Linked DNA regions of Homo sapiens: region 2 is linked to region 1. A link is an interaction called in ENCODE POLR2A ChIA-PET data of the cell type or tissue named here. Cell type or tissue: OCI-LY7. All regions are shown on one strand. Links, peaks and the distances in the headings refer to the core of each region. The heading gives the core; the rest is flanking DNA. Region 1 has its middle 14 kb from the start of LINC01827. Region 2 has its middle 7.3 kb from the start of SLC39A10.

Region 1 (8,337 bases), core at 266-8,265:
AAACCCTCTCAGGGAAGTTTTAGGATGGCTGTGCAAAACCACTGCGATGTAACTGAAGGAGCAAAATCTTCACGTCTGCACTTTGACCTACCTGGGCTGGCCTTGAGACCACCTGATATAATCCATGTGTGAAATCATTCTCCTGCTTTAGTATATAAGGCTGTGTGACACTTACCACCATGGATCAGAATTACTTTATTTTTCGGCTGGGCGAGGTGGCTCACGCCAGCAATCCCAGCACTTTGGGAGGCTGAGGCTGGCGGATCACTTGAGGTCAGGAGTTGAAGACCAGCCTGGCCAACATGGTGAAACCCCATCTCTACTAAAATATAAAAATTAGCCAGGCGTGGTGGCGGGTGCCTGTAATCCCAGTCACTCGGGTGGCTGAGGCAGAAGAATCACTTGAACCCCGGGAGGCGGAGGTTGCAGTGAGTGGAGATCACGCCACTGCACTCCAGCCTGGGTGACAGAGTGAGACTCCGTCTCAAAAACAAACAAACAAACAAACAAAGAATTACTTTATCTTTTATGCTTTTTTTTTTTTTTTTTTTTTTTTTAATAGAGACAGTGTCTGTGTTGCCCACGCTGGTCTGGAACTCCTGGGCTCAAGCAATCCTCCCGCCTCGCCTCCCCAAGTGCTAGAATTACAGGTGTGAGCCCCATGCCCAGCCTATTTTTTAATGTTTTAAAAATATATATATATAATGACCAGCATGATTTTCTTCATATTGCTGACAGAGGAGAGCAAAGTAAGTTGACTCTAAACAACAGGGGTTTGAACTGCGCAGGCTTGCTTATACGCGGATTCTTTTCAACCAAATGCTGATGGAAAACAGCATTGGTGGGATAGGAACCCTGTGTGTATGGAGGGCCAGCATTTCACATTCACAGCTTGGGCAGGGTCAACTGCAAGACTTGTGTATGTGCGGATTTGACGTTGTGCGGGGGCGGGGGGGGCGGAGGGGCCGGGGAGGTGTGGGGGGCGGGGGAGGTGTGGGGGCGGGGGATGGGGGGATGGGGAGGGGCGGGGGGCCCTAGGGGGTGGGGAGAGGCGGGGTGGGGAGCGGGTGGGGGGTGGCGGTGGGTGGAGAGGGCGGGGGAAGTGGGGGGAGGGGGGCGGGGGGGTGCGCGGTGTCCTGGGACTCATCCCTGTTACCCGCCTACCCTAAGGCCACGCACACCCAGGGACTGCTAGAATTCAATGAAGCAGGAGTTCTCAACACACGGTCACCCGTGAGCGTGTTACAGCTAATTCTTGGACCACATTCTAGACCTACGGAGTCAGAAATAGTGTGGGGCTCAGCAATCTGTATTTTAACAATCCTTAAAGCTTGAGAAACACTTCTGTTTAGGAATACTTTAAGTGTGGGACTAAGTACCATGAAATATCTTGCCTTGCTTTTGTGTTATCTCTGATCTTATAATGAAAGTATATTTACTCAATATATTTACACACTTCTGAGTGATTATTTTGAAAAGTCAGCTTCCTAGGCTGCTTGCATCAGAATCACATGGAAGATGTGTTAGAATCCAGATTCCCTGATCTCTCTGAAAGCAGGGCCTGGAAATCGGCATGTGAAACACATATCCTAACACATTTTCACATACACAGATGTTCCCGCTCCAGCGCTGTGGAGTTATTGAGACAGGTTCTTATTCTATCTTCTTATATTTTTGTTTTGGCATTTTCTTATTGTCTCTGCTGTTTCTCTGCCATCATCACTGTTATCCTTGGGAAAGAGCAGGCGATGTTGACTGATAGTGGTGGAACTGGGGAAGGTGATAATACAAGTAATACAATTTTTGCGAATTTGTTTTATCTACTTAAAACGGCTCTCTCCAGACCAATTTGCATGAAAAACAGGAAGCTGACTAAATTGAAAGAAAATGCTAAATCTTCAGGTTGCACCTTCATATCAAGAAAAATTCTATTAGGTACACACACAAGTAGGTAAAAACAGCAGGAGGCTAGTGAGGAGGTTGTGCAGTGGCCTCCCACACCTCCCACACATCTGCTTCTGCTTTTGTGCTGTACTCTCGGAGAGCTCCTACTGACCCAAATACCAATCCGGTGGACTCTTAATGTCTTTTTTTTTTTTTTTTTTTTTTTTTTTTTGAGACAGGGTGTCACTCTGTTGCCCAGGCTGGAGTGCAGTGGCCAGATCTCCGCTCACTGCAACCTCCACCTCCTGGGTTTAAGCAGTTCTCGTGCCTCAGCTTCCCGAGTAGCTGGGATTACAGGCACACTCCACCATGCCTGGCTAATTTTTGTACTTTTAGTAGAGTCAGGGCTTCACCATGTTGGCCAGGCTGGTCTTGAACTCCTGACCTCAAGTGATTTGCCTGCCTTGCCTCTCAAAGTTCTGGGATTACAGGCGTGAGCCACCGCACCCAGCAAGATCCAACTTTTGAACCAACACTTCATCTTGAGATTCTTACATTCCTTGCTGGTTTTAATTTCTTTCGTCCTTTAGCACCTTTCCAGCCTTTCTTATAGCCCCCTTCTCTTTGTCCACTGCTTGTATACTGCTTTTCATTGCGCTTTTTTCCTTGGCTGTCTTTCTCACCAATCTTTTTCTGTCTCTGCCTCTCTCTTTTCCCATGTCCCCATTTTCTCTCTTCACAGATTATTGAATATTTACTATGGGTCAGGCACACTTCTAAGTACATTACATAAAATAACTCAGTTAATTTTCACAACCTCATAATTGCAGGAACTGAAACAGAGAAGTTAATTTGCCTAAGATCACATGGCTAGCTAGTAATGGAGCTATGATCCAGACGCTAGCATTTTGGCTCCAGAGCCTATGCTCTTAATCATTACATACCTTCTTTTCTTAGTCTACAAGCCCATTTGACTGAGCTTATCCATTTTTTTTTTTTAGCTTCAACTTCTAACTATAAGCTCATTTGATATCTCTAATTCCAATCATGCCTGTCATCTGAGTTCGTCATCCCTGATGCTCACTGGACAACTTTACTAGTATTTCCCCATAGGGTATTAAACAGTTGATATTCCCACAACTGAACTCACTGTCTTTCTTGCCTTTAGCTTACAGTGTCTCCATTCTCCTTGTCACCAATGCAAGAAAACTGGGAGCCATCCTACAGTTATTTTGTCCAGTGTACTCTACCTCCTGATCATTTTTGTTTCATTTCTGTTCCTTTCTCTTCTTCCCTTCTGCCACCACAACTACACTTTGGGATTATAGTAAATATTTTTCTCATTCTTTTGAGCAAAGGATTAGTTTTTACCTTATGATATTGTGAGTCTTAACTGATGAGGTTCTCTTCTTTGAATTACCTACTCTGATGCATGGAGTCACATGTGAAAGCTACCTATTAAAAAAAAACTATAGAAACCTGGCTGGATATGGTGGCTCACACCTGTAATCCTAGCACTTTGGGAGGCTGAGGTGGGCAGACCACTTGAGCTCAGGAGTTTAAAACCAGCCTGAGCAACATGGCAAAACCCAGTCTCTACAAAAAAAAAAAAAAAAAAAAAAAAAATTAGCTGGGCTTCGTGTCGCACACCTATAGTCTCAGAAACTTACTTGGGAGGCTGAGGTGGCAGGAACGCTTGAGCTCGGGAGGTCAAGGCTGCAGTGAGCTGAGATCTTGCCACTGCACTCCAGCCTGGGCGACTGAGTGAGACCCTGTCTCAAAAACAAGAAAAAAAAAATAGAAACGTATGCAATAATTTTCTGAACAAAGTTCTCTCTTGCTACTATCGTATTCCCTTAGGCTCATTTTAAAAAACTTGCTTTCAATTCTATTTTATATTACTCTACCCACAATAAACTACTTGCAGTTCCCTCAAATTTGCCAATGTGTGTGTGAGTGTGTATGTGTGTGTACATACCTGGACCATTGCCCATGCTGGAATGCCCTTTCTCGCCTCGCCTACTTGACAAATATCTATATTTTCCAAATCTCAATTCAAGATCATTTTATTCTTGAAATTATTAATGATACCTAACTTATGCCACCTCAATATGCCACGTACACTTTTTAATTTTTAACACCTATTGCCCTGATTTGCTTAAATATTTCTGTCCCTTCTGAAGTGTAATTTCTGTGAGATCAGAGACTGTATCTCATCTTTCCATTTTCAGTGGCCTAATAAAGCTGCATCTTTAGAAGTGGCTCATGGAATGATTCTACAAATAATAACTGTCATCCTTATGGAGCAGGTACCAGATGACAATAAACAGGCCAAACTGCAATGACATCTCAGCAAAGCCCACATATACCACTTATATATTTGGGAGATTTTCATAGTTTTGAAATGCTTTTGAATCTTTTTAAAGCCCTGTTTCTCTGCAATAGTAATAATAATAAAAAAAAAACTCTCAAAACAAGTATGCGTTACATGCTGGTTCCAAGAAGGAGGGAAGCTGGGGCAAACCACATCCTGCTTTCAAAGGAACCAACAAAGACCATGAGTAAAGCATGAGCTGAGGCTGATGAAGTGCACCTGTCCTGTGACAGTTCATGAGCAGTCAGCCTCTCATGAAAGTGGCAAGTTCTCTGTATTTTTACATAGCCAAGTCAGGCATTTCTAGGCTCATCTGTGGGACGAGGACACAATAGAGCAGGAAATGGCTTTGATGCTCCCAGTTTTAGTTTCCTAGGGCTGCTGTAACAAGACACCACAAACTGGGTTGCTTAAACATCTGTATTTGTTTCACGGTTGTGGAGGCTGGGAGTCTAAAATCAGCGTTGGTAGGGTTGGTTCCTTTTGGAGGCCCTAAGGGAGAAACTGACCTGGGCCGCTCCCCTAGCTTCTGGTGCTTGCTGACATTTTTGGCATTGCTTGGCTTGCAGCTGCAACCCTCCAATCTCTGTCTCCATCATCAAATGGCCCTGTCTCTGTGTATGTCTAAATTTTCCCCTTGTTTAAACTTTTAATTTTAGGTTTGTGGGGTACATGGGAAGGTTTGTTACATAGGTAAACCAATGTCATGGGAGTTTGTTGTATGCATTATTTTATCATCCAAGTGTTAGGCCAAGTACCCAATAGTTACCTTTTCTGCTTCTTTCCCTCCTGATGCCCTCCCCACTTAAGTAGGTCCCAGTGTCTTTTGTTTCCTTCTTTGTGTTCGTAGTTCTTATCATTTAGCTCCTACTTATAAGTGAGAACATATTGTATTTGGTTTTCTGTTCCTCCATTAGTTTGCTAAGGATAATAGTCTCCAGCTCCATCCATGTTCCCGCAAAAGACATGATCTTGTTCTTTTTTTATAGCTGCATAGTATTCCCTGGTATATAAGTATCACATTCTCTTTATCCAATCTGTCATTGATGGTCATTTGGGTTGATTCTATATCTTTGCTATTGTGAATAGTGCTGCAATAAACATTTGCATGTGTGTGTCTTTATGGTAGAATGATTTATATTCTTCTGGATATATATGGGATTGCTGGGTAGAATGGTAGTTCTGCTTTTAGCTCTTTGAGGAATTGCCATGCTGCTTTTCACAAGGGTTGAACGAATTTACACTCCTACCAGTAGTGTATACTGATTGTCAGAATGTTCATACCTCTTTCCGTAAATATACTCTAATGCAGTATAACCTCATCTTAACTTGATTATATCACCGAGGCTCTTATTTGTTTCCAAATAAGGTCCCATTTGTAGGTTTTAGGGGTTCAGACTTGAGCAAATCTTTTTGGGGATACTGTTCAACCCACAATGCCCCACCACACTTTAAATCTCCTTGGACCACAAGGTCAGCATATAGGCTTTTCCACTGCTTTGTTGGAGGTGGTGGTGAGAGTGGCAAAAGGTGACCATGACCTGAGAATCTTGGGGTTCTGGGTCATGAGTCATCTCCCCATCTACCTGCTTTTAGATGGATGAGGCTAAAAAGCATTATTTATTTACTTTTATTGTTTAAGGTTTCTGAAAATATATTTGAAGTAAACACATATTTTGAATGTAATAATTTAAATTATTCTAAATCATATGTTTGCTATATAAAGCATTAGAATCAAAAGTTTATATCCTTTTTAGTTTTTTTTGTTTCTTTTCTTTTCATTTTTTTTTTTTTTTTTAGAGATGGTTTCTTGCTATATTGCCAAGGCTGGTCTCAAACTCCTGAACTCAAGTGATCCTCCTGCCTTTGTCTCCTAAGTAGCTGAGATTACAGGTGTGAGCCTCCATGCTTGCCTCCTTTTTAGATTTTTAAATTATTTATTTATTTATTTAGTAGAGATGGGATTTCACTATGTTGGCCAGGCTGGTCTCAAACTCCTGACCTCAAGTGATCTGCCCGCCTTGGCCTCCCAAAGTGCTGGAATTACAGTCATGAGCCACTACACCTGGCCTGATTTTTAAAGAATTTAAATGATGTCTCAAATAATTTAACCACTAGAAAATTAAATCAATGTGCCAAAAATCATATTTCAAAAAATAATAAAAATAAAGGAGAAAATGCAATAGATAAACTGAAGAATTAGAAAATAATAGAGCAAGAGGGCTCTTAAAGATTTTTGTTTAGGTCAATAAATCCTGCCTTCCTCAGTGTGTAAAGTGAGACCCATTTAAACATTTTTTTCCAAAGTTACCCAGCTAATTAGTGGGCACAATTTAGACTATATTTCAAGTTTTTTTTTTTTTTTTAGATGGAGTTTTGTTCTTGTTGCCTAGGCTGGAGTGCAATGGTGAGATCTCAGCTCACTGCAACCTCTGCCTCCTGGGTTCAAGTGATTCCCTTGCCTCAGCCTGCCAAGTAGCTGGGATTACAGGCGCACATCACCATGCCCGGTTAATTTTTTGTATTTTTAGTAGAGACGGGGTTTCACCATGGCCCGGCTGGTCTTGAGCTCCTGACCTCAGGTGATCCGCCTACCTTGGACTCTCAGAGTGCTGGGATTACAGGTGTGAGCCACTGTGCCCGGCCTATGTTTCAAGTTTTTAAACTTCTATGTTGTTATTCTTTTCACTATATCACAGTACATTTTGGTCTTTACTATTAGACATTCTGATGGATCATGTCAAGGTTTTTTCTTTTTGCTTTTCTTAGAGAAAGTCAACTTGCAAAAGGAATAGGTTCTGAATTTCCTGGTGTGTATTTAGGTTAGTAGGTAGGATTAAGCATACATTTTATTGGAGGGGCATGATGGCTCACACCTGTGATCCCAGCACTTTGGGAAGCTGAGGTGGGCAGATCACGAGATCAAGAGATTGAGACCATCATGGCCAACATGGTGAAACCCCATCTCTACTAAAAATACAAAAATTAGTTAGGCATGGTGGTGCGCGCTGTAGTCCCAGCTACTCGGGAGGCTGAAGCAGGAGAATCACTTGAACCCGGGAGGTGGAGGTTGTAGTGAGTGGAGATCATGTCACTGCACTCCAGCCTGGTGACAGAAAAAGACTCCGCCTCAGAAAAAAAAACAACAAAAAAAGTAAGACTTCCTGATAATAAAAGAAGGTGTTATTAATAATTATGTTAGGTCAACAGGTATAAATTGGGAAGGCTTTGGGCAAACAGTCAAAAGTAGCACCCTATAAGTCAATGTCATAATGAATAAAAATGCTTCTGGGTTGTCCTTACGTTGTTTATTTGTAAATATTTTGAATATGTATGTCAATTTTACTGCATTATATAACCTAACAATCCAAAAATAGGCTTTTTAATGATCGTCTTCTGGAAAATCCTGTAATTCCTTTGAGAATGGAAGGAAAGAAAGCTCCAAATTCCTGATTGAGAGTAATTGATTTATTAAATAGGTGTTTATTGCTTACTAAATATCAGGCATTGTTCTAGGAGGTTGAGATGTGGTAATAAAGAAACAGACAAAAACCTCTATGTTTCTGAGGCTTAGATTTCAGTAATGAAACAAAGGTGATCTTACTGACCTATACAGTTAGTAAGATTTGGGTTTTGCATCGCTTTTTTCAATAATGCTGATAGAGGAATTACTGAAGCATCCTCATTCTTAGGCCAAACCAGATTCCTTGCTGACCTGTGCCATGTATTATAAAGCAGTAGATTGAGATGTGATTAGGGATACAACTGAGGTCATAGCAGAGATAGTTTTTGTGTGTGTATCTCAGCAATGTGGAAACTATGCCTATGGCCTTGAACTCTCTAGTCCTATAGTCTGATCCAGTGAGCTGATGAGTTTACAACAAAGTAAATTCATTTGTTTAGCCCAAGGGAAACATTTGCCAATTTTACAGTTGGATAATTCCTTTAAAAAATACATTAGTAGTTATTTCAGTATTAAGATTTCCCATAAATTAAATCTGTGTAGATTTCCAGCTGAGTTAGAATTTTACCAAAATGATAGAATTCTACTAATTACTATGTTAAGTAAATCCTCATCC
Region 2 (8,337 bases), core at 58-8,057, 90 kb before region 1:
CTTGGTGGCACATGCCTATTATCCCAGCTACTTGGGAAGGCTGAGGCAGGAGAATCGCTTGAACCTGGGAGGTGGAGGTTGCGGTGAGCCGAGATCATGCCATTGCACTCCAGCCTGGGCAACAAGAGCAAAACTCCGTCTCAAAAAAACAAAACAAACAAAAAAAAGAACACGACTAATTCTAAGAAATCAGGCCTTTCAAACTCACTTGTTCTTTCCGTGATTCAAGATTAGTAATAACCAATGATAAAGACCCCTTCCTAAATTCATCTCCAGTTTAAACTGTTACTTTTACATGGCCTAAAAGTTTACTTTAGACAAAGCTATGCCTAGAGAGGCTGTGAACCAAAAATAAAATTTTAAGCCTCCCAACTAACTGAATGGTCACTTCTTCTTTGCCAAGGGCATTCCAAAGTTAACCTGAAACACTAGTACCAGGCATGATGGGAATGGATGGTTAAACATGCCTCATTATATTCTCCTCACTTTAAAATTCAGGCACAGGCCGAGTGTGGTGGCTCACGCTTGTAATCCCAGCACTTATGGAGGCCAAGGCGGGTGGATCACCTGAGGTCAGGAGTTCGAGACCAGCTGGCCAACATGGCAAAATCCCATCTCTACTAAAAATAACAAAAATTAGCCAGGCATGGTGGCGGGCACCTGTAATCCCAGCTACTCGGGAGGCTAAGGCAGGGAGACTCGCTTGAACCCAGGAGGCAGAGGTTGCAGTGAGTTGAGATTGTGCCATTGCACTCCAGCCTGGGTGACAGAAGAAGACTCTGTCTCAAAAAAAAAAAAAAAAATTCAGGCACAGATGACCAGTATTAACATTAAAACAGACCTTAAGACTGATGAAAGAGACTTTTTGTAGCAATGATACCAACATGACAGATAGCAGGCTCTGAAAGAATTCTAAGTATTTTTCTCCAAAATATATTTCTTTGACATGTTTTGAAATGGCCTTGCAAAACTGTCTCTTGTGGGAAACATCTACATTCTATAGAGCAGCAGTCCCCAACTTTTTTTGGCACCAGAGACTGGTTTCCTGGAAGACAATTTTTCCACAGATGGGGGTGGGTGGGGATGGTTTTGGGATGAAACTGTTCCACCTCAGATTATCAGGCATTAGTTAGATTCTCATAAGGACTGCACAACCTAGATCCCTCACATACACAGTTCACAATAGGGTTTGTGCTCCTATGAGAATCTAATGCCACCATTGATCTGACAGGAGGTGGAACTCAGGCAGTAATGCTCACTGCCTGACACTCACCTCCTGCTGTGTGGCCCCGTTCCTAACAGGCCATGCACCCGAACCAGTCTAGTGGCTGGGGGACCCCTGCTGTAGAGAATCCCCTTCCCTTTCCAAGTCTCTTCCCTGATCCAGGAGAGAATTAACTGAGTCTGGCGTCTTTTAAAGTCTGGTAAGAAACACAATTTATTCTCTCTGAAGCCTGCTAGGTGGAGGCTTCATCGGCATAATAAGAACCTTGGTCTCCATAACCCCTTATCTTTTTTTTAAAATTTTCTTTCTTTTTTTTTTTTTTTTTAAGATGAGTCTCACTCTGTTGCCCAGGCTGGAGTGCAGTGGCGAGATCTCGGCTCACTGCAACCTCTGCCTCCCAGGCTCAGGCGATTCTCCTGCCTCAGCCTCCCGAGTAGCTGGGATTACAGGCACCTACCACCACGCCCAGCTAGTTTTTGTATTTTGGGGGAGAGACGGGTTTTCTCCATGTTGGCCAGGCTGTTTTCAAACTCCTGACCTCAAGTGATTCACCCGCCTCGGCGTCCCAAAGTGCTGGTATTACAAGTGTTAGCCACCACGCCTAGGCTAAATTTTATTTCTTTTCTGACTACTTATCCCCAAGTTCTACATAGCCCCTTATCTTAACCCAGACACTCCCTCATATTGATTCCAGGTCTGTAGATAAACTATTTCAACCAACTGCCAATCAGAAAATCTTCGAATCCACCTAAGACCTGGAACCAGCCCCTGCTTCCAGTTGTCCCACTTTTCTGGACCAAACCAATGTACATCGTACATGTATTGTGTCTTATATCTCCCTAAAATGTATAAAACCAAGCTGTTGCTTAACTACCACCTTGGGCACACATTCTAAGGATTTCCTGGGGTTGTGTGACAGGCCATTGGTCACTCATGTTTGGCTCAGAAAAAAATATCTTCAAATAAGTTACAGAATTTGACTCTTTTCATTGATGAAGTCATTAGGAGTACAAGGAAGACTAAATTATATTGCTGTACCAATGTGGTGGGGTGTGGGGATATTAAGTACCAGAACAGGTGTTAAGATTTGGAAAAGGGGGCCATGGGCAGTGGCTCACACCTGTAATCCCAGCACTTTGGGAGGCCAAAGCGGGTGGATCACTTGAGGTCAGGAGTTCAAGACCAGCCTGGCCAACATGATGAAAACCCATCTCTACTAAAAATACAAAAATTAGCTGGATGTGATGGCAAGCGCCTGCAATCCTAGCTACTTGGGAGGCTGAAGCAGGAGAATCGCTTGATCCTGGGAGATGGAGGTTGCAGTGAGCCGAGATCATGCCCCTGCTTTCCAGCCTGGGTGACATGGCAAGACTCTGTCTCAAAAAAAAAGAGATTTGGGAAAGGAAGATGTCAGCAATATGTAGGTAAAATTCCAAACTGAGGCCTCAAACTTAATAGCTACTATTCATTTTTAGAGACTATTTCAGCCTGGGGATTGAAGCTCCAGCTCTAAAACTGATGCCAGAGATATTTAAAGGATACAAATTATTTCCATTATTCGAGACCTGTGGCACTGTGTAACATCTAACACGGCAAACACACTGTCAGAATGGGGAAGTTGGACCCATGCGGTAGTCTTTTTCTGATCCCTGAGAAATTATGGCTCTACCATCTCATTTTTGGCAAGCTCTAAAGACTAAGGTAGGATAAATGGGCCTTTAGAAGTCCATGGGAGTTCTCACTAGAGGAGCACAGCTCCCCTTATACTCCTTTCTAAATAAAAAAAAAAAAACATTTTTTTTGAGACGGGGTCTCATTCTGTCTCCCAGGCTGGAGTGCAGTGGTGCAATCACAGCTCACTGCAGACTCAACCTCCCAGGCTCAAGCAAAATCCTTCCACCTCCCACCTCCTTCGCCTTCCCCACCCACAGTAGCTGGGATTTTTTTTTTTTTTAAACTCCTTTCTAAAGAGCAAAAATTGCATATCTGGGAAGGCCATCCTCTTCCACAGACCCCACCATTTTGAGATGGGCACACGAAGGCAGGGAGAAATAAACCAATACAACTCTGGTGAGGGACAAACTTGTCTGATGCGCCTGAGATCATTCTGAATTGGTAGGCTTGTGCAATAAAACCGAGTTTCAGGCTATTTGCAGAGACAAAAATAGATTGGAGAAATGAAACAATTGACACAAAAATTTAAGCAACTTCTCACCCAGGGGAGAAAAATTAACTTTTTTATGATCTGCCTACATGATCCTAACCTAAGAATAACCAGAACCCTTAGTTTAAGGGTTTGTATTGCCATGGCAATACAAATAAAAGGTGTTAGCATTAGGCATCTCTCCTGGAAGACAGACAATAACAGAGAAGCTTAAAGCCTCTGATTGACCATGGCAAGTCCTTTCGAAAATACAGATGAGACCAGGCTCAAGAGAAAGAGAAAGACCTACTCAGAAGAATGAACAAAAGCAAAAAACTCAGAGCCAGAGCCAGACTAACACGTTGACCACACATTTGCCCACGTCATAGTGCCATGAAGACTTCTCACCCTAAACCAATTTTTTTCTTTTCTTTTTTTTTTTTTTTTGGAGGAGGAGTCCATCTCTGTCGCCCAGGCTGGAGTGCAGTGGTGGGATCTCGGCTCACTGCAAGCTCCGCCTCCCGGGTTCATGCCATTTTCCCACCTCAGCCGCCTGAGTAGCTGGGACTACAGCTGCCCACCACCATGCCCGGCTAATTTTTTGTATTTTTAGTGTACTTGCCAATTCCTACAATTACACAGTTAGCATTTCATCCCTGGGCCTTGAAACCGGAAGAACTTGGAGGGAAATTGCTACAGTTGTATTACCTATTTATACCTCCGTGAGAATATATTTTCCTTAGGTTTTTTCTAAAGAGGAAGTTCTAAGAAAAGAGAAAACACGGTTGTCTAGATTCTTGAGGGTAGTGTGGTACAAAGGGAAAGAAGAAAAACTGTAGACAAATTGCTAACTTCTCAATCTTGCTTCCAGGCAAGCTCATTCACTCACAGAGTAGTAAGATGAAGAAAAACAGGTGTGGTAGGTAGCCATTTTAGGTCGTTTGCAACTCTACTGGCACAGCAGAAATTGACTTTTCAGAACATAACTCCTAGTCCAAAGGAATTAGAAAAAAGTGGCATAAATATCCACATGAATATGGCAAACTTCAAAAGTATTTGTGGGTGATTACACTTCAATTTAAGGAAAACTGTCAACATGGAAATGAATTAACAATAAGTTACCACGTAAATTTTTTTAAAAAGGCTCATTTGTTAAACTGGTTGAAATTAATACATCCATTTTAAAATGTCATCACATAAGATCAAATTTCAAATTTTGCCTAAGGCTTTAATTAATAAGGTGACCCATTTCACACCTGACATTTATGAAAATAATCAAGTACATCTTCTAAAATCAAGACACACGTGTTCTGTCTTAGCAAATACTGCTTACCTTTATTTCTTAAAAAATATTTGATGGCAACAATGCAGCAAAATTCTAAATATTAGGGAAGGCAAGAAATGAATTGTCAAAACAAGAATAGCTTGCAGGGATTTCTGAATTTTTCTTGTACTATTTCTAGGTAAAGCTTGGATTATATTTTGTATTTCATACAATAAGCCACTTTCACATTCTTCATAGAATCCCATCTCTTCTTTCCAGCACATATCTTTTTGTTGTTGTTGTCATTCTTTTTTTGTTTTGTTTTTTCAAGCACACGTCTTTAGAGAAGATTTGGAAACTTCCTAATGTTTCATGAGAAATGCTTCTGGCAGTGCCCGGTGGTTAGCGACCCATCATGCTTGGCTTTTTCTTTCTCATAGATGATCTCACCTACAGCCTCCAATGATTTCATCACACCCAAGTTTCATTTTAATTACAACGACAGTTGCTTTCTCTAAGCATTTATGTTTTACAATCTTCCTTCCCACCCTAACCACATGAAGCGGTATTATTTAAAATGTGCCAGGCACCATTTAAATGCTCTAAATGGAACTCATTTAATTCTACAGTAACCCTCTGAGGTGGATATTACTGTGTCTATTTCACAAATGAAGAAAACTGAGATGGTTACATAAAATATGGCAGAGCCAGGATCCCAGGCTGGCTCTAGAGTCTCTGTTCTTAACTCTTACATTATCCAACCTATTTTTATTTTTGTTTTTTTGAGATAGGGTCTAGCTCTGTTGCCCAGGCTGGAGTATACAGTGTCACTATCTCTTGGCTCACTGCAGCCTCGACCTCCCAAACTCAAGTGATCCTCCCACCTCAGCCTCCTGAGTAGCTGGGACCACAGGCATGCACCACCATGCCTGGCTAATTTTTGAATTTTTTGTAGAGACACAGTTTCATCATGTTGCCCAGACTGGTCTTGAACTCCTGGGCTCAAGCAATTGGCCGACCTCCATCTCCCAAAGTGTTGGAATTACAGGTGTGAGCCACCATGTCTGGCTGTTTCTTTTTTAAATTACCAACATTTTCAGAGGAAGTGGTATAGAAATTCTTGCAAAAATAGTGACCTGTGCACAGTCTTGATATAAGAAGCCAGATAAGGGCCGAGTTCAGTAGCTCACCTATAATTCCAGCATAGGCGGAGGCCAAGATGGGAGGATCGCTTGAGCCCAGGAGTTCAAGACCAGTCTGGACAACATAGCGAGACCTCTTCTGTACAAAAAAATTGTTTTAAAAATTAGATGGGCATGGTGTCACACACCTGTGGTCCCAGCTACTCGGGAGGGTGAAGCAAGAGGATCACTGGAGCCCAGGAGGTGGAGGCTGCAGTGAGCCATGATTTTGTCACTGCATTCTAGCCTGGGTGACAGAGTGGGACCTTGCCTCAGTAAATTAATTCATTAATTAAATGAAATCCATTTGGAGGATTAAAGGTACATTTACTTTTCAGTCCTTAGATTTATATGACTCTACATCCTCTATAAGTCTGTCTTGGAAAAAGAGACACATAAATATTAAGGGATATATCTTTAAGCAAAAGTTTGTGCTTCTCAGTTAATAGGGTTGCTTTAAAAAATAGAAAGTTTGTGTTTTTATTGTGTGCAAGCCACTCTGATAAGTAACTGATACAAGGGTGAACAAATGAGAGGCTGACCCTTAAGTTGCCTGTAGTCTCGTGGTGGTGGTGGTGGTGGTGGTGGTGGATGGTAATTAAAGAGATAATTACAGTATCGCATGGCAAGTGCTATGTTAGATATAGGTATAGCTTGCAACGGTAGCAAAGGCCAAAATTTGGGGATACACTCAGGCTTCCCAAAGGAAGTCACATCTGAAGTCTGACTTATGGATGAGTAGTAGAGTCAGATAAAAGGCTGGGAAAAGAGCAAACAAGCAGATGAATGAGATGAGTGAATGCCTGGTTTTCAGTTTGGGGAAGTGAAACACACAATCTTGTTGTGTGTTTTGGGCATGGGGAGTTGGGAGAGATGAGACAGGACTGGTAAGGAAGGCCTTTGTGTATCACATTAAGGAGCCTGAATGAGTCTGAATGCTACCCTGAGGGCAACAAGGGCCATTGAAGAATTTTCGGTGGGCAAGTGACGTGATCATGGGCAAGAAGGGAAATCATATTATCATACGACTAGGGTGGTAGACAGAATAATGCCTCCCCCATAAAGACATCCACATGCTAATCCCTGGATCCTATGAACATGTAGATTACATGGCAAAGGGTACAAAGGCTGGAGATGGAATTAAAGTTGCTAACCAACTGACCTCGAAATGAACAAATTAGTTTCAATTATCCAAATGGGCCCGATTTAATCATAAGAGACTCTAAAAATGGAAGAGGGAAGAAGAGGAGAGTCAGAGGAAGATAAAGAGAAATGACACTCAGAGAGATAAAATGATGCTGAATAAAGGGAGCCACAAGCTAAGGCAGCAGTCCCCCAACCTTTTTGGCGCCAGGGACCAGTCTCCTAGAAGACACTTTTTCCACAGATGGCAGGGGGATGGCTTCGGGATGAAACTGCTCCACCTGAGATGATCAGGCATTAGATTCTCATAAGCAGTGTGCAACCTAGATCCCTCACAGGCACGGTTCACCATAGGGTTCGTGCTCCCATGAGAATTTAATGCTGCTGCTTATCTGATAGGAGGCAAAGCTCAGGCGGTAATGCTCGCTCACCCTCCGCTCACCTCCTGCTGTGCAGCAGTGTTCCTAAAAGGCCCTACCGGCCTTACCGGGTCTGTAGGGGGTTGGTGGTGGGGGGAGGTGGGTGGGGGGTGAGGACCCCTGAACTAAGGAATGTGGGTAGCCTCTAAAGCTAGAAAAACAGGAAATGGATTCCTCCTTAGAGCCTCCAGAAGAAACGTGGCCCTGCTGACACCCTGGTTTTGGCTCAGTGAAATTCGTGTCAGACCTACAGAGCTGCATAACAAATTTGTATTGTTTGAAGCCACCACATATGTGGTAATGTGTTATAGCAGCAATAGGAAATTAAAACAATTAGGAAACTGTGATAGGGACAACCCATGTGAGAAGTGACAGTGGATAAAGAGAAATTGTTGAACTGCAGAAGTTTCAAGAAGATAGAATTGCTGGGCACATCAGGGTACGCTTAAGTAAATAAAAAAATAAAATAAAAAGAATTGTTGAGTGTGCTGGCTCACATCTGTAATCCCAACACTTTGGGAGGCTGAGGTGGGCGGATCGCTTGAGGCCAGGAGTTCAAGACCAGCCTGGGCAACACGGCAAAATCCCATCTCTACAAAAAATTCAAAAATTAGCCAGGCATGGTGGTGCACGCTTGTAGTCCCAGCTACTCAGGAGCTGAGGTGGGAAGATCGCTTGAGCCTGGAGGTCAAGGCTGCAGTGAGCTGTGATTGTGCCACTGCACTCCAGCCTTTTTTTTGACACAGAGTGAGACCCCATCTCAAAAACAAACAAAGAAAAAAAGATAGAATCAAATCTGAACACCATCTCTTCTAACTTATTTCCTGTGGCTTTAACGTGATCATTAAGCTTCATTTTCAGTACCTGTAGAATGATCAATACTTTGCAGGATATTGTTTATTTTAATTTTTATTTTTTTGATCAAGGTAATACATTAACATTAGCTTTGGAATTCAAATAGA

The links. Peaks named below come from ENCODE experiments on the same cell type or tissue, not always from the same donor. Only the 100,000 strongest peaks of a DNase experiment are listed, where the experiment ranks them.
Region 2: POLR2A ChIA-PET joins it to region 1 with 12 read pairs; 29 of 35 experiments call an interaction of 5 or more read pairs at or near these places.

Annotation. Positions count from the first base shown.
Region 1 is chr2:195,555,901-195,564,237 of GRCh38, reverse strand. No RefSeq gene overlaps it. Among named protein-coding and RNA genes, the nearest start is that of LINC01827, 14 kb to the left of the region's middle. RefSeq lists an enhancer at 4,578-4,627. In OCI-LY7, for the core only: no CTCF peak of the experiment used is centred there; DNase peaks (open chromatin) are centred at 827, 1,937, 2,757, 4,527 and 1 weaker place; H3K4me3 peaks cover 4,359 bases; H3K27ac peaks cover 5,384 bases.
Region 2 is chr2:195,645,761-195,654,097 of GRCh38, reverse strand. It overlaps a transcript of SLC39A10 not described here. Among named protein-coding and RNA genes, the nearest start is that of SLC39A10, 7.3 kb to the left of the region's middle. RefSeq lists an enhancer at 3,736-3,815. In OCI-LY7, for the core only: no CTCF peak of the experiment used is centred there; DNase peaks (open chromatin) are centred at 3,367, 3,647, 4,257 and 6,657; H3K4me3 peaks cover 1,671 bases; H3K27ac peaks cover 2,319 bases.